Regions from separate parts of the Homo sapiens genome. Here region 1 is linked to region 2. A link is a contact called in ENCODE Hi-C or POLR2A ChIA-PET data. All regions are on one chromosome and are shown on one strand. Each heading gives the region's core, a stretch centred on a gene start or an enhancer-like site at or near the end of the contact. The rest is flanking DNA. Distances are from core to core; before and after follow the strand shown. Region 1 overlaps IL12A-AS1 (IL12A antisense RNA 1). Region 2 overlaps IQCJ-SCHIP1 (IQCJ-SCHIP1 readthrough).

Region 1 (2,700 bases), core at 136-2,635, 46 kb after region 2:
CCAACTGGCCCTGAGCAAGGCAGGCCTGTGGAATCTGGACAGAGGCCTCAAGCCTGCCATCTCTGAGCCTGGGCTGCACACACACCACTCCTTGCCTTGCAGCACATTTTTGCAGCTACTTCCTGCTGTCAAAGAACAGACAGACTCATCTCCTTTGTGCTGATGTTTCTGGGTCCCAGCCATGTCAGCATCAGCCTACTTCATGCCCCTGCAATACAAGGAACCTGGTCTGAAAAGCCTTCTAACTCTGCTACTGCTTTCAGGGACCCACAGCCACTTTAAAACCATCACTCATCCCATATTTATTAAGCATACAATATGTGCCAGGCATTGTGCTCAGTGCCAGAGATCAAGTGGTAAATATGGCAAATATGGTCCCCTGCTTTACAGAATTGATGGTCCAATGGGGACACAGGCAATCACAACAAAGACTAATGATTATAGGGCTAGGAAACCTAGCTTAGTCTGGGGGGCCAGGAAAGACTTTCTGGAGGAAATCTGAGATTTAAAACATGAATGGAGTTTAAACAAGCAGAATGAAGAAGAGGAAGGAGAACTGGGCGAAAGAGGATTTGAGTCAGAGAGAGGAACACATGCAGAGGTCTTGGTTTGTGAAGAAATCCTCAGCTTTTAATTAGGGAATGCTGTGAAGAATGTGAGTGATAGGATGGCTATGGAATGTGGAGAAAGGAGGCTGGCAGGACAAGGATGGGCAAGGTCACCAAGGGCTTGTAAACCAAGTTAGAAGTTGTACTTATGAGGACAGCAGAAGCCAGTGTTGGGTTTTATGTAAGCAAAAGTGTGTCTGACTCAGCATTCCATGGTCATGATTCGAGTATAAAAATGAACTGGCCCAGCCAGGCGAAGTGGCTCACGCCTGTAATCCCAGCGCTTTGGAAGACCGAGGCAGGCAGATCACCTGAGCTCAGGAGTTTGAGACCACCCTGGGCAACACTAAAACACAAAAGAGTTAGCCAGGTGTGGTGGCACGTACCTGTAGTCCCAGCTACTAGGGATGCTGAAGCACGAGAATCACTTGAGCCCTGGGGCTGGAGGTTGTAGTGAGCCAAGATTGCACCACTGCACTCCAGCTTGGGCTACGGTGAGACTGATTCAAAAAAAAAAAAAAAAAAAAATGAGCTGGCCCTTGGGCTTGCCGTCACCTCCTCAGATAGGCCTCCGCTGAGCACTCTAGCTTGCCTGGGGAGGAGGGACAGAGCTTTGATGTGAATGGAAGCTGGAAATTGTGATTGTCCCAGGCGTGACTGGTAAGTTATGGGATCCAACTGGGCTATGTTTTAAAGACTTCAACATGGCTCCGTCGATCACATGTCTTGCAAAAAACCAAGCCTTCCATTTCATAGCCAACCAACAGAAGCTCCATCTGGCCCACTTGCTATAGTGAACACCAGAGGGAACCAAAGCCAGACCTTTGAGGAAGAAGTGTGAGGAGGGAGGTGGATGTTTCCCATAAAAGAGTAAACATGAACTTTCACTTTCTCTTGGACTCCAGGGAGGTATCAACAGCAACACTAAAACATTGAAACAGCATTACTTCCGCAAACAACTCACCCTGACAGAGTCTCATTCCTCAAAAAGAATGGTTTTAAAAGAATGGTGTGAACTCCACAAGGTTCAGCAGTAATAGTGAGGGAAACACAATAGGGGAAGGCCTGTGAGCTCATCCTGTGTGGGGAGGGGCCGGCAGGAAGTCCAGGCCCTGCCCTCAGTGACAGCAGGACTCCAACACTCATTCTGGAAGCCAAAATAAAGAAGGGGCGCTGACATGGGGTTGGTTGGGAGAAAGCTGCTTACCTCACAAAGAGGGAAACTAAAACTACCACAAATGTGAACTATGGCTCTGTGAGTGGAGCCAAGGGGAGCGGGATTTCCTCTTGCTGTTCAGGAACAAGGGTTTCATGAGGCAGGTCTCTGGGCCAGACAGAGCCCTCTGTTTCTGCCTGCACATGGCTTCATCCTCAGAGGGTCTTCAGGAAGAAATGAGGCTCGAGTGTTCAAAAGTTCCCATTAGTCTTTACCTTTGAAAGGCCATTTTGAAAAGACTGATGAAAACTTGACACGTGTAAATATTAACCATGTATTGAATTATACACACAGGAATGATGAGCACATCTCATCATCAAGAAACAAGCAGTTATTTTACAAACCACGTACACAATAAAAATCCTTCCATGGAAGCATGTCTCCCCATCTCTGAATACCACAACTCAAGTGTCTAGGTTTGAGGTTTACTCAGGCACTGGACTTTGAGAAGACAGCATTTATTTTTATTTTTGTTTATTTTCTAAAGACAGGGTCTCACTGTTGCTCAGGCTGGAGTGCAGTGGCACAATAATAGTTCAATGCAGCATCAGATTCCTGGGCTCAAGCAATCCTCCTACCTCAGCCTCCTGAGTAGCTGGGACTAGAGGCACACACCACCACACCTGGCTAATTTTTAAAAGTTTTTTGTAGAGTCAGGGTCTTGCTATGTTTTCCAGGCTGCCCTTGAACTCCCGGGCTCAAGTGATCCTCCTGCTGCAGCTTCTCAAAGTGTTAGGATTACAGGGGTGAGCCACTGTGCCCAGTCAGGAGAATAGTATTGATTGATGCATATGAGACTAGCATGCACTAGCATGGACCAGCCTTGACTAAGTCTGGCTCCTGAAAATGAGTTCATAAACCGAGAGTCTCTTTTGG
Region 2 (2,700 bases), core at 19-2,518:
ACAGAGGAGATGGGTATAAGGAGAGGAAGAATTGAGATCATTTTTATAAAGAGGTTGTCACAGGTCTGTGGCAAGTCATTTGACTTCTCTGAGTAACTATATCTTGCCTGTAATCCACAGGTGATTATACAGCCCCGGGAGAGAATGTAAGTGAACATACTTTAAAATTCAATGCAACAGTTCAAGTAAAGTGAACCAAAGTGCTGTGGACAGGGGGATAAAAATCTTACCAATGAATCTTGAACATTTATACGTAGATACTAGTGGTCTAAGCAGGTGCTGGGAGATTCCCATTCCTAAAATCAAGTAGAAAAGCAAGTAGAAAATCAAGAAAAAAGCAAGTAGTTCCAGGCTTCAGAGCTGGCCTCAGACCAGCCCAATCCCGGTCACTACAACCCAAAGCCAAGAACAAAGGCCCAATTCATAATGACCACTGCTCCTCTAGAAGTCACCAGCAAACTTTAGGGCCATGACATTGTTTCTCTCAGGGAATAAACTGCTCTTGTCCCTGTATTTTGAAAGAAATGTTACCTTTATATAAAATCATATTACCACTTGGCTGAGTTTTTGAGATATTCTATTCATACTTAAAAACTTTTCGTCTCTGCCATCCTCTCAACTCCTGTGCATATTTTAATAGTATCCCTGGTAACAGTAGTTGGAAGTCAGCACCAGTGTTTTCTAAATAACAGCCTTCCTCACTATAAATGCCAAGCAGACGTGGTTGCTGTGCAGCCTCCCGACCAAGTGCCCTCCTGCTCCTGGCCAGTAGGCACTGTCACACTGAGGCCACTCCTGCTCACACTGAGATGTCCAGAAGACATACTTAGTCTTTATCTCTCCATGTTTCCGGGCATTCTCCGTCAAGGACACTTTCTTTCCAGACCCCTGGTGCTCCCTGCCAGTAGCTCCGGGCAGCAGCGTTGTTTTTAATTGCCTTGTGGTGTGTAAGGGAGAAGAGCTTTCTGGGATAACCAAGACAGACCTTTCAGAAATGAAATCGACAGGCAAGGCTGACTTCCAGCAGCCTTTGTACAGTGCTCTGCTAAATGCCACTTGAAACATCAAGTAACCTTGAATTGGATACCTTGAAATTATATCTCTAATTAACAAGATGAGGATCGTGTTCTGTTTTCACCTCAGACTGTGCTTGAGAGATCTAGGTAAATTAGGCACCCTGCAGCCTGAATTTTGCAAGACTGGTTATGAGGGCAGCCAGATGCACTGCAGTGTGAGGGACAGAGGCCCGGGGAACTGTGGTTTTCAGATGTGAGCCTCAAGAACAGCCATGTCTCCCAGGGTGGGCAGGGTCCTGGAACAGGGGTTATCTGTTCTTCCACCCTGGGCACAGAGGCCTTCAGCAGCACCAGGTGGCCCCACTCATCCATTCAGGCTGCTTGGGAGCTGTGGTTGAGTTTCACCGAGAGCTGACTTCATCTTAAAACCCGCTTAAAGGCTAAAAGCAAACAAATCCTTCTTGAAACCTGAGCTCGTTTTAAGATGTCTTTACTAAAATCCCCTCTGAACCATTAGCTGTTATGTCATATAATTTCCTTTTCCTGAGAGTAACATTCTTGGTGATTACCACTATAAGGAATTATGTCTCACCCTATAAGAAGCTCTCTTCAGTTTCCTATGGGGATAATGTGGTACTAAGGCGATTTTCTGAATTTCTACCTGCGGCGTTTTTTGATTTTACGCAGACTACTAAATCTCCCCCAACTTTTTTTTTTCTTTCCTTTCCTGAGTTAGACTATATGGGATGTTTAAGTCTGGGTTAATCCTTCAAAAAGAAGTCAGCGTGGCCGCAGAACAACAGAATTTATGATCAGACTTTCTTCTGAGTGAAAATACATATATCTGGACATTGTAAACTTTATTTTGCTTTGTGTTTTGTATTGCGGGTTATTTTACATTTTTATAATCTGTGTATCCAGTAGCCAGACCCTTCTTCTCAAGACTTTATTCAATAAATAGAAAATGCTACATAATCCTAGATTCAAATTAGGGTTTGTCTTTAAAATGTGTCTGTTTTTAATTTGCTAACAGCTTTTTTCCCACCATCTTCCAATCCATAGAACTTGAGTATTATTATTAAAAGGGGGTTGATTTTATTTTTTTAGACCGACAGACATTAAAATTTCTAAACCTGCATGGAATCAAAGGGTAACCTGAACATATTAGATTTCTCCAGGAAAAAAATATATATGTGTGTCTGTGTCTGTGTGTGTGTGTGTGTGTGTGTGTGTGTGTGTGTGTGTGTTTATGTATGTATGTATATCCAATGGATAAAAGTAAAAAGGTGGCAAATCCCAGCTCAGTAGAAGAACAAACTGCCTAATAGACCATGTGTTGTCTCAGAGAGTTGATTCTACATCAGGGATTATTGTGACAGGACAAGCAGTATTAGAGTAAGTGACTTTAGAGAGTCATTTCACCTCTAAAATTCTGTTCCTTTTGTTTAGACTTTCAGTAAATAGAGAATGGAGAGCAACTCACATGTACAGGTCACTTGCCCTGCACTAAGCTCTGAATGAACTATTTTAATCCTTCCTGCATAACACTGGGTTTGCTACTATTCAACCCATTTTATCGATGAGGAAAACTGAGGGTCATAGAGCTTTTGTAATGTGCCTGGAGAAAGAAGTAAGGATTCAGAACCTAAGTTCAGCTCACTCCAAGCATCTTCAGATGATCAGA

What was found. Hi-C counts contacts between places; a loop is a spot of excess contacts on that map. ChIA-PET counts read pairs that join two places held with the same protein, here RNA polymerase II (POLR2A). Pooled maps may share reads with other maps.
Region 1: a loop to region 2 is called in a map of PC-3, with 8 times the contacts of the local background. The contact joins two enhancer-like sites. A Hi-C loop is called at or near these places in 4 of 168 maps with a recorded cell type or tissue (GM12878, IMR-90, PC-3 and 1 more), 14 of 37 single-sample maps with no recorded cell type and 8 of 50 pooled maps. POLR2A ChIA-PET finds 5 or more read pairs at or near these places in 7 of 52 experiments (AG04449, AG04450, BJ and 4 more).

What each region holds. Positions count from the first base shown.
Region 1 is chr3:159,928,151-159,930,850 of GRCh38, forward strand. All of the region lies in intron 9 of IL12A-AS1 (IL12A antisense RNA 1), which reads right to left. Among named protein-coding and RNA genes, the nearest start is that of IL12A, 59 kb to the right of the region's middle. RefSeq lists an enhancer at 1,535-1,684. Within about 2 kb of position 1,386, at least 13 of the 41 ENCODE cell types and tissues checked have a DNase peak (open chromatin) inside an H3K27ac peak, as active enhancers do; they include PC-3, where a contact is called at or near this core.
Region 2 is chr3:159,882,128-159,884,827 of GRCh38, forward strand. All of the region lies in intron 5 of IQCJ-SCHIP1 (IQCJ-SCHIP1 readthrough), which reads left to right. The region is part of intron 3 of SCHIP1 (schwannomin interacting protein 1); the gene reads left to right. Among named protein-coding and RNA genes, the nearest start is that of IL12A, 110 kb to the right of the region's middle. Within about 2 kb of position 1,269, at least 7 of the 41 ENCODE cell types and tissues checked have a DNase peak (open chromatin) inside an H3K27ac peak, as active enhancers do; they include PC-3, where a contact is called at or near this core.